2 separate regions of the Mus musculus genome follow, and region 2 is linked to region 1. The links are chromatin loops, found by intact Hi-C in ENCODE. Cell type or tissue: heart. All regions are shown on one strand. Links, peaks and the distances in the headings refer to the core of each region. The heading gives the core; the rest is flanking DNA.

Evidence for each region. Hi-C counts contacts between places; a loop is a spot of excess contacts. Peaks named below come from ENCODE experiments on the same cell type or tissue, not always from the same donor. Only the 100,000 strongest peaks of a DNase experiment are listed, where the experiment ranks them.
Region 2: it touches region 1 in a loop (2.1-fold over the local background); 1 of 42 quality-filtered maps calls a loop at or near these places.

Annotation. Positions count from the first base shown.
Region 1 is chr19:4,835,731-4,841,926 of GRCm38, reverse strand. Ccs (copper chaperone for superoxide dismutase) reads left to right here and starts at 2,605. Exons shown (of 8, transcript NM_016892.3): 1 at 2,605-2,730; 2 at 3,024-3,096. The coding sequence starts at 2,692. It overlaps Ccdc87 (coiled-coil domain containing 87), which reads right to left and starts at 2,561. Exons shown (of 1, transcript NM_207268.3): 1 at 1-2,561. The coding sequence starts at 2,445. In heart, for the core only: a CTCF peak has its summit at 2,637; a DNase peak (open chromatin) is centred at 2,536; H3K4me3 peaks cover 1,828 bases; H3K27ac peaks cover 685 bases; H3K27me3 peaks cover 1,864 bases.
Region 2 is chr19:4,924,961-4,931,156 of GRCm38, reverse strand. It overlaps Dpp3 (dipeptidylpeptidase 3), which reads left to right and starts at 2,870. Exons shown (of 18, transcript NM_133803.2): 1 at 2,870-2,937; 2 at 4,098-4,372. The coding sequence starts at 4,103. It also overlaps a transcript of Peli3 not described here. In heart, for the core only: no CTCF peak of the experiment used is centred there; DNase peaks (open chromatin) are centred at 2,237 and 2,806; H3K4me3 peaks cover 1,916 bases; H3K27ac peaks cover 2,221 bases.

The sequences.
Region 1 (6,196 bases), core at 327-5,326:
GAGCCAGTACAGCATCTCCACTTTGTCCTGCTTCATCTTCTTCAGATAGCTCCGCCCCTTGAAGGTCACTGGCTCCCCAAAGACTGACTCTATCCTTTCCAACAAGGAAACCAAATTAGATTCCATTCGATTGAGCTTCCTTTGGAGATAGCTACGGAACCGATTCTCCTCCAGTAACCGATTCATCAACAAATCAGGCTTTTGGAAGAAACGATTGGGATCAGAGGCTTGTTGCTCAAACCACTCCAGTCTTCCTAGCAACGACTCCCTCTTTTGAATGGGCTTCAGGACCTGCTCCCAAGCCTTGATCAATGCTGGTAGCTGTTGCAGGCGTGCATTGGAGCTGTATTTAATAACCATGTCTAGCCGATTCTGTTCAGGGACTTCCAACATGACCCACAGTCGTTTGAGACGCTGCTGCAAGTTATGAATGTAGGCTCTCCCAGGTCCTGAGCCATCCTCTATCACTGAGCTCCAATCCCATTTTCCTTGCATGAACTCTAGCTCTTCATCTTGCAGCAGGGGAGGGGGTTGCTGAATATCTAGGTACTCTTGGACAGGGACTGGTACCTCCACAGGAGCCTCTTTTTCATACATTTGGAAGATGACGTGGAGGAAATCCGACTCCTGAAAGGAGAGGTACTTGAAGTAGTCCTCTGAAGACACCGAGGGTTTCAGCCAATTCATCCATACACCGTGTCTGTTTGGTCGCTTGTCCCAGCTTTTGTGCCTTGGGAGTAATGTGAGAGAGGGCACCTTCTCAGGGACTGGCTTCGGAGTGCTTGTTCTTCTGGAGTAAAATCCAACCAGATTACGGTTGATGATTGGCATATGTTTATCTTGGTGTAGAAAAGATGAGGCCAAGTAGGAGGACCAATCTTTATCTGCTGAAGGCTCAATTTGGTCTCCTTCCTCAAAAGATAAGTGACTAACAGAGACTCGGCTCATCAACTCCTTGTAGACCTCTCCGGTGGTGTTCCCAACAAGACGATCCGCATCCATTTCTTCAATGGCTTTACCATCCAGTTCCCCAGTCAGATGGTTGTATAGGACTCCAGCCCCCTCAACGTGGAAAGAGTCGTTAAAGTATCTTTCAGAGAGTTGCACAGTAGCTACCTGGACTATAACTTGATCATGTACCTTCAAAGCAACAGTGACTGGCTGTGGGTGTAGTGGGATGATTCTCGGGGGTTGGAGATCCCACTTTCCGGAGGCTTCTTCCTCCTGCAGGCTTTTGATCATTTGCTGCAGTTTCTCTAGGTGGTGCTGGGCAGTTAGGCGCCGGGTAAGGACCCCGAGGAGGGGAGGCAGGCCAGAGTCCAGCAGGGAGTATCGACTCCACTCCATTCTCATGATCTTCATTTTCTGCTTCAGATCCTCAGCCACTATGTCCCGGAATGGCAGTGGTTTACTCTCTGAAGCCAAGATCAGCGGGGTGAGGGGATGAGGAGAGGGAGGAAGAAGGCACAACTCATCTGCCAGACTCCACCCCTCATGAAGACAAGGCATGGACTGGCCCCTTTGGAGCCAGGAATGGACTGGTGAGGTGGGGAATTGGTGACTCTCACTGCTGGGAGAATGACTAGGCAGTGGTACCATCGGTGAGGGTCTCGATTCAATTTCTTTATCCTTTATCATGGAGGGCACCCAGAGGAGCTGCTGTCTACTCTTCAGCTGGGGGATGGATTTCAACTCTTCCACTGGATCAGGTTCGGGCTCACTGGGGAAATCATATGGGCGGCTGAGTTGGACAAGGTAGTTCAGGTTGAGGCTAGAGCACGGCATGTGGTCTAAGCCAGTGCTGTGAGGCCAGGGGATTGGACAGAGCTTGAAAGTCCCAGGGGGACAGGGAGGAGGACGCAATTTGACTATGCCTCCCTGGGCGTGCTTTAAATTTAGCAGGGTCTGAAAATCAGCCAGCAGACAGCGATAGACATCAGGACTGGTGAGGAAAACTGTGCAATCCCTGGCAAGGTTTACTGCCAACCGGCTGAGGGTGGCTGATTCAGTGAAGACCCTTCTAGAGGTCGGCAGGGTCACCAGCAGGTGCAGGTAGCGTACGAAGAGCTGCTCACTACTGATCAGCACGTAGGACTCGAGCCGCTGCCGCAGCTTCTGGTTGTTTTCGTAGTCCAGAATGGGTTCTATAGGAGGTTCCCGCCAGTTGCACTTCAGCTCTTCTAGAATAACCTCAGTGAGACGAAGTCGGTCCTTGGCAGTTACTCGTGCCGCCCGCCCGCTGCTTGCTAGCCGCTTGGACACTTGGCGGCACAGCGGCCCAACTTTCAGCTTCGCCAGCGGGATGGATTGCAAGGGCGTGGCATCTTGAGAGGGGCGCTTCGGAGGCTCTGGAGGAGGCTTCGCCTTGCTGGGGAAGAGCGACAGCGGACTCAGCAACCGGTGGTAAATCGGCTTGAGGTCAGGTTCCTGACTGTGTGGTTCCATCTTTACCAGGTGGTTCCGGCTGAGCGGGTAGAGGACGCCAAATGGTTACTAAGGAAACTGCATCAATGCGCCTGCGCAGCCGGTAGCACTACCGGACAGCTCAGAGGCCTCAGCCTAGGGAGCGCACGCGCCAAGGAGGTGGAGCTAAGGGCGGCCTCCGAGACTCCGCCCATCCCACAAAGTAGAGTTGTGTTGGTCTCTGGACCCTACCGGTTCGGTGCGGCCTAGGCAGTGACAACAGCTAGGATGGCTTCGAAGTCGGGGGACGGTGGGACTGTGTGTGCGGTGAGTGAAAGCTTCATGTGGAGCCTCGCATAACTTCAGCCCTTGGGGTGATCAATATCTTGGGAAGCCAGGAAAGAACAGGCTCCTGGGGAGGTGAAATTCCGGGGTTAGGACGGAGATGCCCCTCACGGGAGGGGGGTTGGTGGTAAAGACCGCGATCCTGGAATGTTCATGAGATAATAAAGGAGGAATTTGAAGAGAAGTCAAGTGCAATGTGTGCAAAGAGACATAGGGGATGAGGTGGCGAGTAAGGATCATGTCTGACATGTGCCCTGGCCTTGCTTCCCTTACAGTTGGAGTTTGCAGTGCAGATGAGTTGTCAGAGCTGTGTGGATGCTGTGCACAAGACCCTGAAAGGGGTGGCAGGTAAGAGTAGACAATCTTTCTGGGATCAGCCAGGGGTTTGTGTTTAGCCGTATTCCGGTTGCATAGATGCAGAAAGAATGAAAGGAAGTTTCTCAGAGTCCGGGAGATGCAGAGCCTAGAGTATAGGCCTCAAGCTTTGCCTAGCCAGAGCTTTCTTCTAGTACAAACTGCCTGTCCAGCTGCTGAACAGCATGGAACTAGCCAGAGTATAGAGCACTTCCTACCAAGGGCATTCTAGAGGGGGAGGGGGGCGGGCATTTGAGGTCTGGCTTGGGAAATAGAACAGTTCTGAGAAAGCAGACAACATCCCTGGCCCAATTCAGGGACTTTAAGCCAGGAGGTCTGCAGGTGGGTGACCTGGCAGAAGAGGAAAGATATGAAAGGCAGAGTCATTTTCCTGACGCTAGAAACTGGCTGTTTTGGATTCTGTTAAATGTTCATTCAACCTTTCAGCCAGTATAGATTAGACACTGGGGGTTTCTGAGGGAAAATGTTTACCCCTATGCTTAGGTAAAGATCGTATAAGCTTTGGCAAAGGAGCGCTCCTAGAACACTTCCTTGGGAAGCCATGGTGGCAAAGGGAAAGAAGGAGATGAGAGTCTGAAGCCAGGACACTGGCAGGGGTGGGGTGGGGAACCCCAGTGCGTATAGTTCCACAGATGTACAGCTTCGTGCTTATTTTCTGTGTTTCTGTTTCTTCAGTGTTTGAACAGTGTTCATAGCTCAGTGTTGTCATGAGGAGTGAATTAGTTGATACAAGTCTTGAGCCTGTAGTGAGAGCCCACTCAATTTCAGGGGATTGTAAGAGGAAAGAGGAGAAAAGCTTACAGGCAAAGGTGGGGTTTTAGGAGGACGATTGAGGGGACTGATTGTTTTGTTTTATTTTGAGATAAGGTCTTTCTCCACATAGCCCTGGCTTTCCTGGAACTCACTATGTAGGCCAGGCTGGCCTGCAGTTCACAGAGATCTGCTTACCTTTACCCCCGAGTGCTGAGATGAAAGTTGTGCGTGCGTGCGTGCGCCACCACACCTGACCTGGAACTATTATTTGATTTATTATTAGTGAGTGTGTGCATGATGTGCTTGGAGGAGGGCTTGTGCATGTGGAGGTCAAGAACAACTCCAGAGCTGGTTCTCTGCTTCCAGCTGTCTTGTGTAGCATGAACAGTTCACCCAGGGCTGGAGAGATGACTTAGCAACTAAGAGCACTAACTGCTCTTCCAGAGGTCCTGAGTTCAATTTCCAGCAATCATCTGTAGTGGGATCTGATGCCCTCTCTGGTGTGTATGTACTCACATACATAAAATTAATAATTTTTTTAAAAAAGCACAAAAAGAAACAAAAAACAAAAAACCCAAACAAACCAAAAAGCAGAACCAAACCCGAAAAGTTCATCCGTTAAGCCATCTGCCTGGCTTGGGATGATTTTTTTTTTTTAGGTTTATTTTTAAAATCTGTTTTATTTAATATGTACGGGTGTTTTGCGTGCCTGTGTCTGTGAACCATGTGTTTGCCAGGGGCAAGGAAGATGGCTGAGTCAGTAGAAGTGATAGCTGCATCAGTGTGAGAGTCCAGTTCAGATTGCCAGCACCTGTGTCTATGCCAGACTGGCGTGGCAGACAGACCGCCTGTGGTCCCAGCCCTCAGAAGATAGACACAGGGATCCCAGGGCAAGCTGGCTAGCTAGACTAACCAAATCAGTGAGCTCTGGGTTCAAGTGACAGAACCTGCCTCAGCATAACAGGTGGAGAGCAATTAAGGAAGACAGGTGGACACCACACTCGGGAACATGCGTGCATACTCCACACATATACACACACTCAAGAACATGCGTGCATACTCCACACATATACACACACTCAAGAACATGCGTGCATACTCCACACATATACACACCAATACATACATACATACACACATACATACCATCTCCTTGGCTTCTATGTGGACAGCTATTAAAACAGCGGTTCTTAACCCACATGGGTCAAGACCCCTTTGGTGTTTGCCCAAGACCATTGTAAAACACAGATTTTACATTACGATTCATAATGGTAGCAAAATTATGTTATGAAGAAGCAACAGTGGTTGGGGATCACCGTAACATGGGGGACTGTGTTAAAGGGTCACAGCATTAGGAAGGTTGAGAATCACTGGACTAAAGAAAGAAAACAGGAAGTCCATAGAGCGGGTTCAGGAGCAGGCTCAGGAGAAGTGAGGTGTCTAGGATAAGTGATGAGGCCTGATTGTGTTTTGCATACACAGCAGATATGGGTCCTGATGGTCTGGCCTGGCATAGCGTGGATTCCCAGACCCAAGATCTCCCAGGAGGAGCTGATTTTGTGCTCTGGATGTGGGAGGGCCAGAGTAGAATGTTCCTGTGACTCTCCCCTTTAGAATTGCCCACCTCACTCTGAAACAGAAGGAGGAGGGGCTTCCAGTAGTGCAGCAGGTGGTCTGTTTGGCAGGTGGATCTTGGAGTATAGCCAAGCCAGCCTTTAGTGAGGGCTCATGGAGAAAAAACAGAAGGCGCAGTTACTGTAGGGCAAATGTGAAGGACTTCAGGGACAAGCTCCTCCCATGACCTTTGGAAGGAGAATAAAGCTCGCTTTCCTGAGTCTTAGGCAACTCTCCCTCTCAGTGTATTCTGTAAACTGAAACTCTCCTGCTCAGCTAGGAAAAAACAAGTTGATTTCACTTACTGAGACCAGAAAACATGGTTATCTGAAGTCTCCTTTTGGTGACTAAGAAGCCTACGGAGGCCTTAAAATTGCTCTGTTTCAACCAAAGTCCCACCTGACTGTTTCCCCAGCACGAATGCTCCATGGAAAAACTTTGCCTGGAATATGTTACTTTTTGGTGGAATGGCTCCAACTCTATCAGATCTTCTTCACTTACCATTCCAAAACACAGTTTAAGCAAACCTGGCTTCCACAGTATGGCCCTTCCCTGCCCTGAAAGCTGTTTTGGGCTTGTAATCCTAGCACTGGAGAGGCTGAGATAGAGTGTGAATTCAAGGCCAACTTGAATTACAAATTGAGACCATGTTTCAAAAACAGGTGTGTAGCTAAGAGATGGTTCAGGGGTTCAGAGTGCTACCGGT
Region 2 (6,196 bases), core at 868-5,867, 89 kb before region 1:
GGCAAGGCAGGTTAGGGTCTGTTTCCTGGGAAAGCTGAGAAACAGAGAGATAGCTATCCACTCAACCAGTGCCTAGGGTCATAAGAGCCCCGGCGATGAGCAAGGGCTTCCGGTCAGAGGAGGGACCTAGGGGACTATTGCCAGACTAGGATTACAACATCCTGCTGGCCATCTGTACCTGCTGGGGTTGCTGTGCGAATGAATGGCAGACACTGTAGAGATAGGATGGAGTATGGAGGGCAGCCTGGGTGAGGGAACTAACATAAGACGGCAGGGAGAAGGCTTCACAGCCAACATGCAGGTCAGCAGAAAAAAGGAGAAGGGACCAGGGTTAGGCTGGGACCTGGTGGGCCTTGGTGACTATGAGAGTGAAGTTAGTGATGAGTCCCTCCCTGTGCCTCCTGTGTGAGCCAGGGCTTCCTTTGAGCCAAGGGCTAAGATGGGGTTTTCCCCTGACCATACAAGGAAAACTAAACCAGGAAAACTGGTAGACAAAATAGAGAGGGGAAAAAAAGGAAGTGGCTCTGAGTGTAGGACTGATGTCCTTAGAGCAAGACAGAAGCCAGAGCCTCAGGGAGACGAAGATTCCACAGGAGTGTACCTAAAGCCACACAGCTGCTGGTTGAGGCCATAAAGACCAGATGGGCTGTTGATAGGGAGCCACCAAAGGGTAGTCAAAGTGTCATATGGCTACAGTGCGAAGCATGGCAGAACTGTTGGGGATATTTCAACCCTTCCACGAAACACTGGAAATGGAACTCTACCCAGTTCTTGCTAACAATCATGTTGGGGTCCAGGCACGGGAACACATTCCGATCTCATTTCTGGTGTTGAATCTCAGACTCTGGGAGAAAGAACCAACAAAACGTACTTGACTGGGCTCTAGGAAGAACTCAGGCTGGTGGTAGAAGCCAGAGCTCGGAGCTTCAGATTCCAGGATTGTTCAATGGAATGACAATCTCTAAAGCCAAGCATGGTGGCATGTGCTGGTAATTCCAGCGTTTTGGTAGGCTTTAAGGAAGGAGGGCTGTGTTCAATGCTAGCCTGGGCTACATGGCAAGACCCTGTCTCAAACAAACAAAAACAAAAAGTATTTTCATTACCAGATGGATGCAAACGTACAGAAAAGCCATGACCCATTAAAACAGAATGTGGGGTGTGTGTGTGTGTGCGTGTGAGAGAGAGGTGGGGGGAAGAGAGAATATGTGTGAGTGAGAGAAAGAAGGAGAGAGAGAATGTGTGTGTGAAAAAGAGAGAGGAGAAAGAGAAGGAGAGAGAGAGAGAGAGAAAATGTGTGTTGTGTGTGTGTTGCTGCAGGAGTGGAAACTGTATAGTGGAAGGTCTTATAAAATCAAAGGTCCTCTCACCTGTGCAATTGGTACAACAGTGATATGTTATCTCAGGGTTTTTGCAAGAATTAAATGAAATTCTATATGGCAAGCCGCTGGTAAAGGACTTCATTTAACATGCACTCCTGTTGACTGCGGTTATAACACGACACCATGCAGCTTGGTTGGGGGTCTTGGGCCCTGGGATCCTTCACTTGCCTGAATTTGCCCTTGGTGGCTATGGATAGCCCTTATTTTCCTATCTGGTTACACTTACATTTCAACTGGGTCTCAGTCAGACAACTTTATACCTCGTCTAGAAACAATGAGAACAGGCAAAAGGAAAGAAGAGGACTTTCCTCGGGACACATTTTTACAGAATTCCCCCTTATAATGACACTCACCAATCAGAACCAAGAGCTACTAGCGCTGTGGTGACAAGGCTGGCCTTAAGCACATGGTTGCTCTGGCCCCTCTAAATAGGCAAGGTAAGGAAGGTGTGTTGGATTTCAGTCCCGAAACACTACCTCCTACACAACTCTAGGGGACAGCACTACCTCTTGATGGCTGCCCATCCCTTGGGTAGACTTAGTCCTGAAGTAAAGCTGACAGTGTTCCAGAGTAAGAGAAGTGAGCTATCTAAAGTCACACAGCTGGTAGGAGACAGACATCTGATTGAACCCTAGACAGCCTAAGTCAGGCCCCAGCTCTTTGCAGTGCTTACCACATCTGGTCAGCAAGTACTTGCAAGAGCCATGGGTCACCCAGAAAGACTCCTCCCTGACTACCAAGAGTAAACAACATGCTTGTCTGCATCCTGGGCTGCCCTCCAGTCAATGTCACTGGAGACCGCTTTTCTATTCTAGCTGGCAAGTGGTCACACTAAGAAAGTGCCAGCTACTAGCTGGCCTCGACTTCAAGTGCGTTGAGGAAACTGGGGTTCCCAATGTTTTAAGGATGGCTTCCATGGCGACCCAGTGGAGCACCTGTAGCATTTTTCTGCACCCCTGGGACTACTGGTGGATGGGACTACTATTCGCACAGCCTACATACACTCTTTGTAAGAGCTTCGTAGTCTCCAAATAGCATCTCCAAATCCTAAATCCAGGGAGGAGGGGGTCCACATTATTATAGTCTTCTCTAAGTGGAGGTTCCTAACTGCCAAATCCAGGGTAGGGACACTGGAGGTGAAACCCCAAAGAGAGCAGGCTCCCAGCTACATGTGTGGAGGCTCCCGATGTATAGGAACTCTCACGTTTGGGGACCTTGTCAGTCCCCTCTGTCGGTACCCGACAGCAGCCACGCGGGGTACTGAGAAACTCAAACTTTTTCACCAAACATCGCCCTACGCCACGCCTCTGTGCAGTGAGGGCCAGCAGACAAAAGGCCAAGGCCTCGCGGTCCTTGCAAGGCAGGCACCACCCGTAGCGCTTGGGGGCGGGGAGAAGATGAGGGGAGGAACTGTCTTCGGTTCTTCTACTGGCTGTAGCTGCTGTCCGTCTGATCCCTGGGGCGACTACGGGTCGGTAGGGGCGGGGCTTGTGTCCCAATGAATGGGGCGGGGAGCCGGAAGCAGGAAGTGAGTTTGCGAACGGAGCAGCTGCAGCAGGTGAGGTACAGCGCCTTGGTTTTGGGGTCACGGTGTGTCATCTTCAGGAGATCAGAGCGAGGCCTGGCTGTGCATGCAAGATCATCCCCTTTCTGTCCACCCTTCAGTGCCTCTTCCAAATCTCTCCCAGCTTTTGGGCAAGGAGAATTTCCAGGCAGTAAAGAGTTAACACCTCTTTCCGAGCGAAGGGGTAGATGGGGCGGAGCCGCGCAAATAAGGAGTACAGAGGGTGGAAACGTGTCCTTAGCCAGGGGCGGAGCGTGGAGAATGTGGTGGGTTCGGAATTCCTTGGGTCCCAACTGAGCTGAAAAGCTTTGGATAAGTTGCTTGCTTTCCAAATGTCATATGGTTCCTATCTGGAAAATGGGTTGTGCCCTTATATGGCTTCCCAACAGAGCAACAGAAGAAAACAGGATAGTGAAGGGCTGAAGAAAGACATGAGACTGGGGCAGATGCTAGGAGGGAAAAGCTGGGACAAAATATCATTGCTGTTTTTGATTTATTTTTTGACAAGGTTTTATGTACCCCAGACTGACCTTGGAATCTGACCCTGGGCCTGGTTGTTGGTTAGACAAACTCTACCAACTGGGTCACATCCCTGTCCTGGATTTCATACCCAGCTGTTGAGCTTGGTGTCATACTCACAGTCAGTGTTGCAGAGGAGCAAAGAGCAGTGCAGGGAGGTGAAGCGGCTGCCCTGGGTTTTAGACCTTTTGGTGGAGCGGGGTTGGGACGGTGGGGTGGATATCCAGCATGAAGCCTTTGTCAGCAGTTGTGATGAGCTAGAGGTGTTGGGAAATTCTGAACAGAGACTAGGACATCTGAGAAGGTGGAGATGAGGCAGGGAGTGGCTGGGGCTGGGAGTCTAGTAATGAGGCTGTGTTCTGCCGGTTCTTCCTTCGTACACTTGGCATCCTGGGCCTTAGTGTCCTCATCTGTAATATGAAGTGATTGGATTCAGATTTTAAGTCTGAGAGGCCACAGGCCAAAGCTGGCCCGCAAGTATTTGAGTCTTTGAATCCCAGCATTTCAGGTGAATGGATGCGACTGGATTACTCCCTCCTGGACTTCTGGATGGAAGAAGTTAGTTAGCTCATGAGCTTTCAGAGCAGCCGCGAAGATGCTGCGCTCTCTGAGATGACTGTGATGTGTTCTTGCAGGGCTCATGGCAGATACCCAGTACATCCTGCCCAATGACATTGGTGTGTCTAGCCTGGACTGCAGGGAGGCATTCCGCCTGCTGTCACCCACAGAGCGCCTCTATGCCCATCACCTGTCTAGAGCTGCTTGGTATGGGGGCCTGGCAGTGCTGCTCCAGACATCCCCTGAAGCCCCCTACATCTATGCCCTGCTTAGCCGCCTCTTCCGTGCCCAGGACCCTGACCAGCTGCGCCAACATGCCCTGGCTGAGGGTCTTACTGAAGAAGAGTACCAGGTCAGTTCTCACAGGCTCGCCTGGCTTCTGAGGGGCTTCTGGAGATGTGCGAAGGACCAGGAACAAGGGGCATAGGGCTCTCTCTCCAACTAGGTAGAGGATTAGACTAAAGGGTGCTAGCTCACACACACACACACACACACACACACAGCCCTGTAGCTTCAGGCTTGTTTTCTGTAGAATGTGCATATGGTCTGCCATTAGTGTAGTGCCTGCTTCAAGATACAGGGAAACAAGCCAGGCATGGTGGCACACATCTTTAATTCCCATACGTGAGAGGCTGAGGCAGAAAGATTGCTGTGAGTCTGAGGCCAGCCTAGATACCATAGTTCTTAGCAGTCTGCCATGACTGTACACCTGATACTGAGGGACAGAGGAAGGCAGCCTGGGTAGATACCAAGGGTAGAATGTTCTGTTTGTCTCTTAGTTCTTGTTGGTGGATGTATTAGCCAAATACCATACTTGAATCTTATTATATTGCATCAATTCAGAAACATACGAAACACAAAAGGTCACACTTGTTCAGTCTTTTCAGAGGCAGGCACTGTGGCTGGTCCTTTTCCATTCTGTGTGAGTGCATTGGATACTGATACTTGTATGTGCACAGTATATCAGGCCCCCATTTAAACTACCTGGAACTCATTCTGTAGACCAGGCTGGCCTTAACCACAGAGATCGACCTGCCTCTGTCTCCCAAGTGCTGGGATTAAAGGTGAACCACCACTGGCTTAACTCACTTTTTTTTAAAACGTGAAATGACAGTCTTGGGTGTACATGTGCAAGTGTCAAACATAGACACCAGCAGAAAAGTATACGCCCTGGAGGCAGGATCTCTTTTACAAAGATTTGTTTTCTTATGTGTATGTGGTGTCAGTGCGTGTTGCCCACAGAGGCAAGAGGCATAGGACCCATTTGACATGGGTGCTAGGAACTGAACTTGGGTCCTCTACCAAGCTCTCCATTACTAAGCCATTTCTTCAGTCCCCAAACAGGGGCTTACAGTGAACCTGGAGCTTGTTCTGGCAAGGCTGACTGGCTTTCAAGCTCCCATGATGGGCGGTGTACACAGCCACCTTCCTCCCAGTGCTGAGGTCACGTGTGCATGGTCACGTGTGCCTGACTTCTTGATGTGAGTGCTGCATGCTCAGACCCAGGTCCCCGCGCTCGCCCAGCAAGTGCTCTTACGCACTGAGCCTCTCCCCAGCCCTGTTTGACCTCTTACATCATGTTCTCGGTGTTCTGGATACTGCCCATTTTGCAGATCCCTGTATCCTGGAGAATCTCCATTGGGTGTATATCCTGTAGGACCGGGAAAGGCAATGTCCACTTCATTTATTGGCCGTGAAACACTCTAAAGCAGTGTGCAATGTAATCAAATAAGTATTTGGGTGGTTCAGGTTGGTTGGTTTGTTTGGTTTGTTTTATTTTGTTTTGGTTTTTGGTTTTTCAAGACAGGGTCTCTCCATGGCTGTTCTGGAATTTGCTCGGTAGACCAGGATGGCTTCAACTCATAGAAATCCACTTGCCTCTTTTTTTTTTTTTTTAAATGCTGAATATTTTAGATGGTTTCTAGCTTTTCTTTTTTTTTTTTTTTTTTTTTTTTTTTTTTTTTTAAAGATTTATTTATTTATTATATGTAAGTACACTGTAGCTGTCTTCAGACACTCCAGAAGAGGGCGCCAGATCTTGTTAGGGATGGTTGTGAGCCACCATGTGGTTGCTGGGAATTGAACTCAGGACCTTCAGAAGAACAGTCGGGTGCTCTTATCTGTTGAGCCATCTCACCAGCCCGGTTTCTAGCTTTTCTTTCAAACAATGCCACAA